Regions from separate parts of the Homo sapiens genome. Here region 2 is linked to region 1. A link is a contact called in ENCODE Hi-C or POLR2A ChIA-PET data. All regions are on one chromosome and are shown on one strand. Each heading gives the region's core, a stretch centred on a gene start or an enhancer-like site at or near the end of the contact. The rest is flanking DNA. Distances are from core to core; before and after follow the strand shown. Region 1 overlaps CHCHD3 (coiled-coil-helix-coiled-coil-helix domain containing 3). Region 2 overlaps EXOC4 (exocyst complex component 4).

Region 1 (7,039 bases), core at 86-2,585:
AAACAAAAGCCAACCAAAATTATATCAACTATTATAAAAGTGAATTGTTACAATCCCTTGATGTCACTGACCAGCCATGCCAGCCCTGGGCAAAACAGCAAGCAGGAGAAAGCTTGCCTTTGGCATTAGCCTGTACTGCAAAAAAACTTCAGTGACTAACGAACTGTTAAAATGCTCATACTAACATATCTGTGGTTGACACATTATTTTCTTAAGTGACAAACACACATACACAGACACACATTTGTATGTATACAAATGTTTGCTTGTAATCAAAACTGCATAGAGACAATAACTGAACTCAGATGTTGGAATCCAAAGTTGATATTTCAAACCCTCTCACAAGACATATGGAAAACCTGTACAGAAAGGAGCCAACCTTGACCGCAGCTATGGAAAACCATGCCAACTCTTCAGGGGTGCCATAGCTCATTTGTATATTCGTCATTAAAAAGTAAAATGCTATTTGGGTTTCCAAGTTAACCCAAAAACCCATGATAAGCCTGAAGAATTATTCTAACAACAATATTTCATCTGTACTCATTCTTTCTTTGGGAAAATGCATTCTGGATCCCTTTGTTCCATAATGGGAATTGCCCAAGAAAGACTAGTGGCTTTGGCACACAGCTCCTATCACTCTAAACTTCCTCCAAATTCACACGGCATTTTCTCTATATTTTTCTCTTGGCAGTCACTGCTTTTTACAATTTCTTAATAGTTGCTTATTTATAGCTATGTTAGCCCCTGTCACTCTTGGACATCACAAATATAGTAAGAGGCAAAGCTGAAGGCCAGGCTCAGTCACGTCAGGGCTTAAATATCTATCAATATTCGTGCTCCTTTCACCTAACCACAGTGCTGGCTGGCCATTTATTCAATAGGTGTCTCAGAGCAAACTCTTGGGTCATGCACAGGAGGGATGGGGACTATTTGCAACACTCAGAGAATCTCCCACCAAATCCTGACGCCTCTGCCTCTCTCTGGTCTAGTGAGCACTCAAATTTATACTTGGAAAGACCTACTGATTCAGCCCAAGCCATTCCACTGAGCAACACTCTGCTAGTCACGGGACACGTCATGAGAAGCCAAATATAATACTTTTGCTATGACAGAGTCTATGAAGAATCCCTAGTAACAATCACATGTGTGGTGAAGAACCACCCACTTCCACTATTCCTTTAAATCAGGGTCAAGTAGATTGTGTCTCCCTCCCAAGACGTTAATCTGAAGCATCCCATTCTTCAAAATAGTTGGCAATTATATGAAAAAGAAAAATGCATACATAATAATGCTAAGTGTCCTAAAGAATGACTCTGGTGATAAAGTGTCAGAAAATAACTGTTTTATTTAAGTTACTTGATGATGATCTCATTCAAGATTTCTTGTGGTTAACTGCATGATAAATACCTTCTGGCTATGATCTTTGTTCATTTTTCAAGAGGGCAAAATTTTGCATGAATGAACACACAAGAAAAGATGCTCCCTGCTCTTTCATCAACACAGAAACCACTAGTCCCCACAATGTGGAAGAAAAAAGAAAACTGCATTAAACAATTTATCTAAGGGCATGTTTTATTAATAAGTATTGCTTCATTAGTGCACAAATGCTATTTTAATGTAAAACATACTTTTAAAAATAAAGTACCTGTTAATGAGAAGTACAAGATCAACAGGCTAAAAAACAAACTATACCTACCTCTTCATTCTGAAGGTGACAGAAAAATAGCACCATTCCTTGTACTTCTGCCAATGCTATGCCTATTTATTAAGATAAAGCAATATATTACTCCATGAAGACAAACTTCTTCAATGACTTGAAACAAAAATATACTGTCCAAATATATCCAACAACGACATTCTGCTAATACTAAAATAACTTAGTGCAGTATTTCTCTGACAGAGAGAATGAGGTCATTCTGCATAGGCTCACAAGAATTCCCTCTCACACTGCCTTGCATCTCTGAAATGGTTAATGAAGTCCCAAAGCACATGCTATGAGCTCCCAGTCCAAACTTCAAAAAATAACAATAAATATTATATAATGCAAGTCCCTATGTATATACGGTAAACATAAAAACAGGAAAAAAATGCATTTAAAGATACTTTTGTTAAAATTTGACAAAATTTCAAAAGTATTTCAAAAGCTTTATTGACACAAAATGTGTATAACATAAAATTTACCCATTTAAAGTACCATGCAATGGTGTTTAGTATATCCTCAGAGTTGTGCAACAATCAGCAGTGACTCCCTATCCTTGTTACCACCACCACCACCCCAGCCCTAGGCAACCACCACTTCTGCTCTTTATACATTTGCCTATACTGGACATTTCCTATAAATGGGATCATTTAGTATGTGGTCTTTTGTGACTGACTGCTTTCATCAAACATGTTTTTGAAGTGGAAAGTATTCTGAAGAAGCTGGGGATGATCACAGGCCCATCCATTCATTCATTCCATTGTCAAGTGTTTCTTGAGCACCTTCTACAGGTCAGACAGATGCCATATGGGTCACAAAGGAACCAGGGGCTCTCAGGTATGCCTTCTGCCCACAAGGAGCTTAATGTATAGTAAAGGTGCTAACAGAGTTATAAATAAGTAACCGTTTTTAAAATGTAGAGGGGCCTGGCATGGTGGCACTCACCTTTAATCCCAGCTACTTGGAAGGCTGAGGTGGGAGTATCACTTGAACCCAAGAGTTTGAGTTCAGCCTGGGAAAAACAGTGAGACCTCATCTCTTTAAAAAAACAAAAATTATGTATTCTTAATATATAATGATATGTATATAAAATATACACATATAATTTTGCATATACTTATATGTTTATAATATACTTATATATTATAATTAATTATAATTATATTATCTATTTAATTAGAATAATTAGTTGAATATATTATATATAATTGTTATATATTTATAATTAGTTGTATTATATATTTGATTATAATTAATTATAATTATGTTATATAATTATAATAGTTATGTTATATAGTAATCATAATTATATTTGTTATGTATTTATTATAATTAATTATAATTATGTTATGTAATTAATTATAATTGTTATATATTTATTATAATTAATTATAATATAATTGTTACATATTTAATTATAATTGTTTATAATTATTATGTATTTATTATAATTAATTCTAATATAATTGTGTTATATATCAAATTATAATTAATTATAACATGTGTTATACATTTAATTATATTATAGTTAATTATATATAATTATATGTGTGTGTATACATAAAATACTGACTGCCAAGAGAAAAATATAGATAAAATGTCATGTGAGTTTAGAGGAAGGCAAATAGGATCAAGAAAAGTTCTGTTGAGGTGACTTTGGAGGTGATATCTCTCCCTCACTCCTCCCCCACCATACTCACACATATATATTAATTAAAAATAGTATAAAGATGTAAGGATAGAGCCAGGGCAGTGGCTCACACCTGTAATCACGCCTGTGCTTTGGGAGGCTGAGCAGAAGAATCACTTCAGCCCAAGAGTTAGAGACCAGCCTGAGCAACAGAGTGAGACCCCGTCTCTACAAAAAAGAAAAAAGTCTGCCAAATGTGGTGGTGGCACACACTTGTAACCCAAACTACTCAGGAAACTGAGGAGGGAGGATTGTTTGCACCCAGAAGGTCAAGGCTGCAGTGATCTATGATCACACCACTGCATTCGGCCTAGGTAACAGAGCAAGACTATGCCTCAAAAAAAAAAAAATGTAGGGTTAGAGCCATTTACTATAGAAGCAAATCCCCACTCCTTAGCTTTGTCAGTCTATTCGTATTTACTCCTTGTAACCTCATCTCCCACCAAGTACGTGCATTTCAAATAAATATAACTAGTTATAATTCACAGAAATCACCAAGCCCTTTATGACTGTAACCAATGCACCCATCATCGCACATCATCCTTCTCCCAAGAAATGCCCTTTCTCCTCCTCGCCCCCACCACCAATTCCATCATGTCTGATTGGTAAACTCCTATTATTCCTCCTTCAATATTCAGCTCAAACATCATCACCACCCCTTTCCTGAAGTCTGCCCTGACCGCCCTATGCAGAGTTAGTCGGCAGTCACATCTCTGACCTATTCATCTTTGAAACTCTGGCACTTAGTACAGTGTCTGGCACATAGCCAGTAATAAATAAATAAATGTTTGTTGGAACAAGGGCACAGAAAACCAAATGAAAGCCAAAGAGGGTAGACAGAAAGTAGTTCACTTGGCAAGAGTCAATGTGGAACAGGTAAAAGGTGGCAGTGAAGTTATGGCCCTGGATGCTTCTGTGTTAAAGAAGAAAAAAAGAAAAGGATACTTAGTGATCACCTGCTATATTTCACTCAGCACCTGTATATTTTCTCATTTAGTCTCCATGGCAACCATGAGAAATTGGCATTAGTCTCCCCATTTTATTCTGAAGAAAAATGAGACAACTTGTCCATGATCACACAACTATTAAATGGCAAAAGCCCTTTGAACACTAAATATACACCACATGAGCTCACTCTCTCTCTCTCTCCTCTATTCAGTGGTGATTTAACTACCACCTTTCCATTTCCCATGTGAAGAACTGGGGTTCATTTCCTCTGTAGCCCTATTTCTGAAAGCATGCAATCACATTACATCACTGCCAGTAAAGCACAGATGGTGATTTCAGTTGGCCTTTGCAATTGGGTCTGGTTCGGCTGGTTCAAGTTACACCTATTGAGGCACATCACAGATGATGCTGCAGGGCTGGGAATAGGGAGGTGTTTGTTCAACTAAAAGAATTTTACTTGGATGGAGAGAAAAAGGTAGTTCTCAATCAAAATATAACATAGCCTTAAAAAGTTTCAGTTCAGGCCAGGCTCAATGGCTCATGCCTATAATCCCAGCACTTTGTGAAGCTGAGACAGAAGGATGGAATGAAGCCAGGAGTTTGAGACCAGCCTGAGCAACATAGCAAGATCCTGTCTCTACAAAAAAAATTAAAAATTGGCAGTGTGGGGGCACCTGCCTGTAGTCCCAGCTACTCAGGAGGCTGAGATAGGAGAATCTCCTTGAGCCCAGCAGTTCAAGGCTGCAGTGAGCCATTACCATACCATAGCACTCCAGCTAGGGTGATACAGTAAGACCTCGTCTCAAAAAAAGAAAAAAAAAGAAAAAAGGTTTCAGCTCAAAGTCCTATAATCAATCATGAACAATTTTTAAAATCACCATTTTTAACAAGTTTTATGTCATCACTTTTGTAAATGTCATTTTTGCAAAAAAGATGAACACGGGTTATGAAATAGTGCCTATGTCAGTAGAGGTATGTTTAATAGGACAGGAAAAAATAATTAGAGGAAAAATTTATTATTTGTATGTTTATCAAGCTTGAGCAAAAATACTTTTTCATTATACACATACATATATTTAATTTTCTTTAAAGATTTATTAAAAAAATAAAATATGTCAAAGGTCAAAGAATCATGAAAACAGGATTATAACTTCCCATAATCTTATAATGCCCACTCTCAAAAGTTTCTGAGATGGAATATTAAAGCAACATTTTTAGAAAAGTTTTAAAAAATTTCACAAAAGCAGTGTATGGGCTCAATCCCATCAGATTCCCAGAGAAGACAACATGTTATTAAGAAAAATTAAAGAAACATATTGTGCTCAATGAGTATCTTTGCTGTCCCACAAAATTAAACAAAAGCTGCTTAGCTGGCCTCATTTTTCCTACCAAGGAAAAAGAAACAGGTGATTGGCCTTATTTTTTACTGTAAGTATGCATGCACAGTTAAAGCCATCTCTTCTTGCTAAAAGCACAAGTTTCTTTTTTTTTTTTTTCTTTGAGATGGGGTGTCACTCTGTCACCCAGGCTGGAGTGCAGGGATGCAAACATAGTACACTTCCAAGCTCGATCTCCTGGGCTCAAGGGATCCTCCTGCCTTGGTCTCCCAAAGTGCTGGGATTACAGGCCTGAGCCATCACACCAAAAAGTACAAGTTTCAAGAAGGGAAATGAATTGAGGGCTGCCAGAGGTATTTTGTTAAAATAATTTGTTTAAATGATTATAAGGATGATATTCAGAATCCGTAACCTAGCTGGTTGCATAACAAAACAATGTTTTTGGGGGAGCTGTTGACCTTAAATGCTGCTTTAATATTTTTGATTTAAATCAAATTTATCCTGATTTTAATAACTGATTTTCATTTCATTCCTCAGATCCATTCTCAAAACTGACACACAGCAATCAATATTTTATCTTATTGTTTAAAGTCATGAGATGACCACTATGTCAACAAAAAAACAAATTGCATCTGAAGAATTTAGCGTAACTACCAAATGAAGCCAATCCGACATCATTATACGCATTCCCTGTGACTGTAGCACACGGTGATGAGGTGAAAAGGAAGCACTGGGTAAAAGCCCATATGAGCTAAAGCAAATTCTAGAGGTTTTCTTAGCTCTTTATTAGTTAGGGCTCCTCAGATGCTTCTGTGTGTTTGAGCACACGGGGAGCTCCCTGAGCTAGCTCCCTGATCTCCCAGTCGTCCCCACACTGGGAGGACTGGCCCAAGCATTGGACCTTCCTTCCAACCCCTACCCAGAAGCCAAACCAAACCGCAACCTTCCTGGGCTTCCAGACACCAAAGTCCCTAGACTTCAAAGAGCAGGCCTCAGAGGCTTGAGGAAATGAATGATGGCAGAAAGACCACTCTTTCAAGAAGAAAATAAGTCATGATCCTCAAGTGAGAAGCTGAGATCAGACACGAGAAAAGCCACACAGGAGAAGATAGAGTGAAGAAAAGCTCCACTCTCAAGTGTCCCAGAGTTTTGACAACAGGAAGAGAGCAGCGGGTTCTACTAGAAAAGGAAGCCAGGGGTAACTTGGTTTCCAAGTTAGGGACCTACCTCTAGACACCCTAACCAAACCTCACCTAAAACTCCTAGCCTAAAATTCCAGGGGACAAAGGTACTAATGTCAGATTAACTTCGACCCAATGGAGGAGGAAAGTGAGGAGGGTAGCAGGAACTGAGAGCGGGAGGGTC
Region 2 (6,974 bases), core at 470-2,969, 800 kb after region 1:
CAACCCGTCTTCCTGTCTTGGCCTCCCAAAGTGCTGGGACTACAGGTGTGAGCCACTGGCCCTGCCAGGGTGGCATGTTTTGATCAGTGATGGGGAAAGCATCTCAGAAGGTGCCATTTGAGCTGTTCCTGAATAATACAGAGGAGCCAGGGAGTGAATGAAGATCTGTGGGCAGCACATTACAGCCAGAGGGAGTGGTGCATGGCAGGCTCTATGGTGAACATGAGTCTTGTCAAAAGAAAGAGAGGTCATGTGGAAAGTAGAGCAAGAGAAGAGGAGAGTCACTTCAGCAATATCAGAGAGGAAGGCAGCAGCCAGCGTATTTAAGGCATCATAGCTGTGTTACCATGGCTCAGGTAAGTATAGTTTGTAAGCATAGTAGGTGGCCATTGGAAGATTTTAAGCAGGAGAGTGTCACAAACTTCAACAGTTCATTCCAGTTGATTTGATCTTCCCACGAGTCATCATACTACATTATACTGCTGTTAGTCCAGCCCAGGATTTTTGGTTGTCGCCATTGTTTTTCTAAGAACCTAGTCAAACTTCTCATACAAACTTATTTTTGGCAAATTAAAATACCCAGATCTTTTAAAATTTTCTTATAATCTTGACAAAACCAGTAATTTGGAATCTCAGTGAAAAACATTTGTTGCTCTTAAATTTTATAATTTTGTTCTCAAGCCTTATTAGAATAATGTTGAATCCTGACTTTGTCGTTAGTAATACTAAAGCAGTCTCAGCTTTTGGGTTTTAAGTTTAATAAATAAATTTTTTATTCAAAGTTGGCAATAAAGTCATTGTATAGAGCATTTTTTTTTTTTTTTGAGACGGAGTCTTGCTCTGTCACCCAGGCTGGAATGCAGTGGTGCAATCTCTGCTCACCTCAACCTCTGCCTCCCGGGTTCAAGCCATTCTCCTGCCTCAGCCTCCCGAGTAGCTGGGATTACATATATAGGTCATTTCTAAGGACTATAGTCTGTTACAAGTATCCCTTTAGTTGAAAGAATCCATTAAGCGACCTTTTCTCAGGATAGCTTTTCAACCACCTGCTAATATTTGACTACATGAATTTTCATTTCCTCATATTTTTACTGCAAGGATAGCCCATGAGATAATTCAACACATATAGGTCTCTTAGTCTGCTAATCCTGTAGGAAAAGAAAAGAAAATTAGCATAATATCTAGGTGAATGTATAATGGCTCTTAGTTAACATTTCTTTGTCTAAATATTCATAACCCAAGGGATGATTGAAGTTTAATCAATAGTTTCTAAAATCCTTTCCCCCGCTTTTAAAAAAATAAGCATAGCATTTTCCTGACTCCTGTCCTTGGGGTGGAGATTGGGGAACAAGTAAAAGCTTATAGAGTCTTGTTTGATAAAAAACATTTTTTTCTAAGGGAAAGGAATAGCAACATTTGCTGCCACTTAAAATCCATCCTTAAAATTCACACAAAGCACATTTATTGCTTACTTTCACAATGATCTAGGGACCAAAGAGTAACAAAAAACAAAACAATAAATAAATGCACAATCGGGCATCTCTGCTGTCAAGTATTCCTTGAAGGCCTGGCAGAATCTGACATGGAGTAAGTTACTGGAAGCCGGATTTAGTCAATTACCTGTCTTTTTGCTCCTAATGTTCAGAATCCAGTAAATGGCTGTAGCCTAAGGTAGAGAAGTACCAGTTAAGTGCATTTTGACTGTGGTTTAAGCAATCGAGGTCGTCTCCAGCTTCTTTGGAACAATGCCATTCTTTAGCATGACATGGAGGGTAACTATGTGCTTATTCACTAGATGGAATACCTGCTTCATGTAGTTGGCTGGGCTCTGTTACCATCTGTTTCTTTCTTTGTTTCTTTCTGTTTGTCTGTCCCTCGCCCTCTCTTTCTCTCTCCCTCTCTTTCTGTCTCTCTCTCTCTCTCTCTTTAACACACACACACACACACACACACACACACACACACACACACACACACACACAACTTTTTAGAGTCATGGAGAGAGGGTCTCATTATGTTGCCCAGGCTGGTCTTGAACTTGTAGGCTCAAGCAATCCTCCCACCTCAACTTCTTGAGTAGCTGAGACTACAGGCATGCACCACTGCACCTGGTTTCAATATTCGTATTGTCAGTATCTCATCAGTTTTTGACTATCGCCACCTCTATCTATTTTATAGGGAAAGAAAATCTTTCTTTGCCCTAATATCTAAGTAGCTTAGGCACACCTGAGAACTGGGAAACCATTCCCAACCATTGCCAGTGGGGAGACGTCCTGCTTCAGTGTGATACAGTTAGCCAGTGTTTATTGAGCCCTTCCCCATGCTCATGTTTGTATTCATCTCTGAGGAATGTCTCTATAGTGATCCTATTCTAGAGACATTTCCCCCCTCTTCTGGACAGATTAAACCCGAGAAGAACTTGCTGGTTCCTGTAAGCCGAGCAGCCTGTTTGTGCTGTGCCCTCATTCTAGGTGCATTCTTTGGCTGGCATATTTGTGGGCACAGAGTATTCACGAACAAGGTTTCAGCAGTTTATAGTCCCTAGGGGGCGGGGTGAGTCAAAAACATTGACTGTTTCCATTTGCCCTCTGGAGGCAGTGTTTAACCTCCAAGTGGATGTGGTGCCCAGAGGAAACAACCTCAACCAGGAACTGGCAGGCACCTGCCTCATCAGGGCATCAGTGTGCACAGGGAGAGAGGGAGTGTGTCAAAAGGTCCAGCCCATTTGGCTGTGGGGAGAGGCCTTATAATAACACATCAGTAGCATCACTTTACACATGCCTCTGCAGACACGAGCTGTCCAGCTCCCTGTTCCTCAGGGTGAGGCTGGGGTAGAGCTGGGAATGACGGACTCTGGGGACTGATGGAGGGCCATACCTTCGAGACCAAGGATGGTGTTCTCTTGCACATGCTTGCCACCTCTTATTGGTCCTCCGATTCCTAGGGAATTTTCTTTAGCATTCTTCTCAACTGGGCTCAGTTGTTGAAAGAGCACACACACACACACACACACACACACACACACACACACACATACATTTTAATCCTGTGCTTCACATGCTGTGAAGCTAAAGAAGAGTGCAAGAGGAAGGCAGCTTACATCAGATCTGACAGTCTTACTGATCGTTGCTGATAAAAACTGGCAAAGGGAAAAGTAATCGGAGCCTCGGGAATTCAATTCACTCCTTTAATCCACTCAGCAGATATTTTATTTTTAAAACACAAGCACAGCCATCAGCAAAATTGAGAGGCTGTGTGGGACCCCAAGGCACTTTAAACTTTTGAGCCCTCCTAACTCCCACTCCAGCCCTACCTTCAAATAGTCCCTCTTAGCCATTTCATCTGCTTGGGTGTATCCTCCTCACCATCCCTTTTCCTTATTCCCTAGAAGCCAATAAAAAAAAAAACTTGCCTGTTGGCATTAATTAAAAAAAGGAAGACACTTTATGATCTAGATCATCAGCTAGAGACTTGTGCAGTATATCATCCCTACTTTTTATGATTCTCATATTGTCTTCATGTCTTTCTCATTTGCAGCAAGTAGATGACACAGTGCTGCCCTCTAGCTGATTATTGGATTATAATGGCTTCTCTATTCCTAAGGCTATATATATATCTAAATATATATATATCTAAATATATCTAAATATATCTAAATATATCTAAATATATATAAATATATATATAAATATATATAAATATATATATATAAATATATATATATATAAATATATATATAAATATATATATTTTTTTTATCAGCAAAGAGAAGTGGACAGTTGTTTTTCATGTACGGCTTACCCCAGACAATCAGTAGAGCACCTCTGCTGCTTTATACTCTCTCAGTCCTCCTGAACCAACCTTCCTGGAATAATCTACTAATCTAAACCAGAAAACGAACTTAGTTCCACAGCAGATTTCAACTGTACCTCTATATTACAGCAGGTACCCTGTCAGATTTCTTCTATCGAGAAATGAAAAGATGTACACACGCCCATGTCTGTATGTCTTCCATTTATCAGGCAGGGAGAATTGATTATCTCAATTCTAAAGATATCAGCACATTTGGAGATATGTGGCTTTTATTCTAGGACCCTGGGATTCACATTTTAGCCTATAACCTTCAAATCTCCACATTCATTTTTCTCCACCCTAAGTGCCTGTGTAGTGATGTAATAGCACTGTTAACCATAATAGAATGATCAATGATTTTGAAAAACATAGTGTGTACCTTTCTCTTTGGGAGGAGGGTAAAAGCAACTACTGATAAGAAAGTAAGCCTTAGCCAGCTCCCCACGATCCATCTGCCAGTCAAAGCAGTTAATCTTATATACCCCTTCCCACTCAAGAAAGTTAGTGAACAGTTATTACATGGCTGCAATAATTATCTGTAAGCGTTATATCTACAGATGTAGACTGCATCTGTCTACAGAGAAGGCGCTGATTTTAAGCCTGCTTTGGCACCTAGTTTTAAGCCTTTGGCTTTATCAACCATGTACGTAGGTTGTCACCCATATAAATAGGTCCTATCCCTCACCATCCTGAGCCTTGATTTTCTTACCTGTCATTTGAGATAGTTACCTCACAGAATTGCCAGGAAGGTTAAAAGATCTGGAACACGTAAAAGTACTTTATCAAACCCTACATGCTTATTAATTGTAAGAAACTGCCCTGTGTCATTAAAAGAGCATGGGCTTTGGAATGAGACACAGGAACAGATTCCAGACCTGCTTCTCACTAGCTATGTGGCCTTTCACAGGAAGCCTAACTTCCTCGAGCCTTAGCTATAAAACGGAAGTAATACCAATCTACAGCACCTATATGGGAATTCAATCAGTAATGTGTTTAAAAGAAGGTCAGTGCTACATAGATTTAGGTTATTGGTGCCATTGTAAGTGGGAAAATAATATGTGTGATGCTTTAGTGAGTTGTGAGAGAGCATCCAAATGCCTAAGCACCTGGAGCACACTGCCTGGGCCTGATCCCTGACACTGCCATTTACTAACATTGTGGTGTCACATTTTTTGTAATTGCCTGTTTACTTCTCTCACTCACAAGTCTGAATTCCTTGAGTATGGAGAGATTGTCTTCTCACTGTGTGTGCAGCTCCTAGTGGAGTATCCAACATGTAGTAGAGAGAGAAAATGTGTTGAATGAATAAATGTGTGATTTTTATCATCTTCCATACATTTTATACTATGGTACCTCTTAGATATCATTTACATTTATAATAATAACTATGAATTGGAATGGGTAGGGCAGTGGCCAATTAATGTAGCTCATAGGAGATCCAGATGCTTCATTCTGCATCTCTAGGCTTCTTGATGCCTCTTGGGCCCTACTTGATAGGTTCTTATCTAAAGCCATAAATGCAATAGAGAAACAGAACACTTTAAAAAATATTACCTCCACTAAAGGCCGGGTGTGTTAGCTCAGCACTTTGGGAGGCCAAGGCAGGCGGATCACGAGGTCAGGAGATCGAGACCATCCTGGCTAACACGGTGAAACCCCGTCTCTACTAAAAATACAAAAAAATTAGGCCTGGTGGCACATGCCTGTAGTCCCAGCTACTTGGGAGTCTGAGGCAGGAGAATCGCTCGAACCCGGGAGGCAGAGGTTGCAGTGAGCCGAGATCACGCCACTGCACTCCAGCCTGGGCAACAGAGAGAGACTCCGTCTTTATATATATATATATGTGTATATATATATGTATATATATATACACATACACGTATATATATATATATATATATATATATATATATATATATATATATATATATATTTTACCTCTACTTAACCTCCCTGGATGATTGTCTTAGTGTCACATATATATATATATATATATATATATATACACGTATATATATATATATATATACACGTATATATATATATATATATACACGTATATATATATATATATATATATATATATATATATATATATTTTACCTCTACTTAACCTCCCTGGATGATTGTCTTAGTGTCACAGGATCCTTCGGGTGTCACTTCACCAGCCAGAACCCTCTGTGGCTGGCGGCGCCTCTGCTTGAGTTTCACTCATGCCCGTTGGGCTTGTTCTGTCCCCTGGGCTGCCAGGCTGTGCTGCTCGGCTCATGCTACAGACCCAGACCCATGCCCACTGAGGGCAAGCCAGGCATGGAGCAGCGAGGGGTGTGTGCGCCACTAAGCATGGGGTCCAGCCAGTGCACACAGCCAGACACCCCAGCTGCTGCGGCAGGGCAGGCAGCTCCAGGCTCCGTGCAAGCCTACAGCTGGACTAGGCATACCACAAGCAGCTTCTCTTGTGGGTGCCAGCATCTGGATGAGGGGAATGTGGTGACATCTGAAAACTCGGAGATGCCAGCAACCACAGAGCCCCAAGGGGTGGGTGTGGAGGCGCTCTGCAGCTCTCTCATTTCCACCACCCACAGCTCGGCGGATCGGGCGTGGGGGGAGGCATGTCTTTGCCTCATTCAGTCCCACCGCCTCACTCTGGCGTACAGCTCCCAGGCTGCCCTGGCCCCATTGCTGCTTCCCGTCACATGGGGTAGCCGCCCAACACCAGCGGAGGGCAGGAGGGCTATAGTGCTACAGCTCTGGCTTGGGGAATCCTGAGGTCTGGGCCCACAGAAGCGTCACCAGTGTTCACTGCCACAGTCTGATGAACAGGAGCATGTCATCGTCCGCAGCTCAAGGAGCTGGCCAGGAAAGTGTTACAGCCCTTTTCGCACCCACCATTCGGTGTGTTCTGAATTCTTGTCCAGCATCCAGGAAGAATGAGTTTCCACAAACAACTGGAGGGTAAGCAAGGCAGGGAAGAGTTTTATTGAGCCACAGAACAGCTCTCAGCAGAGAGGAGACCCAAAGTGGGTAGCTACTACCTGCAGACGGGCAGTCGTACCATGTGGTTGAGTCTGGGGGTTTTTATGGACTCAAAAATGGAGGAAGTGTGTGCTGATTGGTTCATG

What was found. Hi-C counts contacts between places; a loop is a spot of excess contacts on that map. ChIA-PET counts read pairs that join two places held with the same protein, here RNA polymerase II (POLR2A). Pooled maps may share reads with other maps.
Region 2: a map of mammary epithelial cell shows a loop between it and region 1 (4-fold over the local background). The contact joins two enhancer-like sites. A Hi-C loop is called at or near these places in 1 of 168 maps with a recorded cell type or tissue (mammary epithelial cell) and 3 of 50 pooled maps. POLR2A ChIA-PET finds 5 or more read pairs at or near these places in 1 of 52 experiments (AG04450).

Annotation. Positions count from the first base shown.
Region 1 is chr7:133,052,421-133,059,459 of GRCh38, forward strand. All of the region lies in intron 2 of CHCHD3 (coiled-coil-helix-coiled-coil-helix domain containing 3), which reads right to left. Among named protein-coding and RNA genes, the nearest start is that of MIR3654, 21 kb to the left of the region's middle. Within about 2 kb of position 1,336, at least 9 of the 41 ENCODE cell types and tissues checked have a DNase peak (open chromatin) inside an H3K27ac peak, as active enhancers do; they include mammary epithelial cell, where a contact is called at or near this core.
Region 2 is chr7:133,851,417-133,858,390 of GRCh38, forward strand. The region is part of intron 11 of EXOC4 (exocyst complex component 4); the gene reads left to right. Among named protein-coding and RNA genes, the nearest start is that of LRGUK, 270 kb to the right of the region's middle. Within about 2 kb of position 1,720, at least 3 of the 41 ENCODE cell types and tissues checked have a DNase peak (open chromatin) inside an H3K27ac peak, as active enhancers do; they include mammary epithelial cell, where a contact is called at or near this core.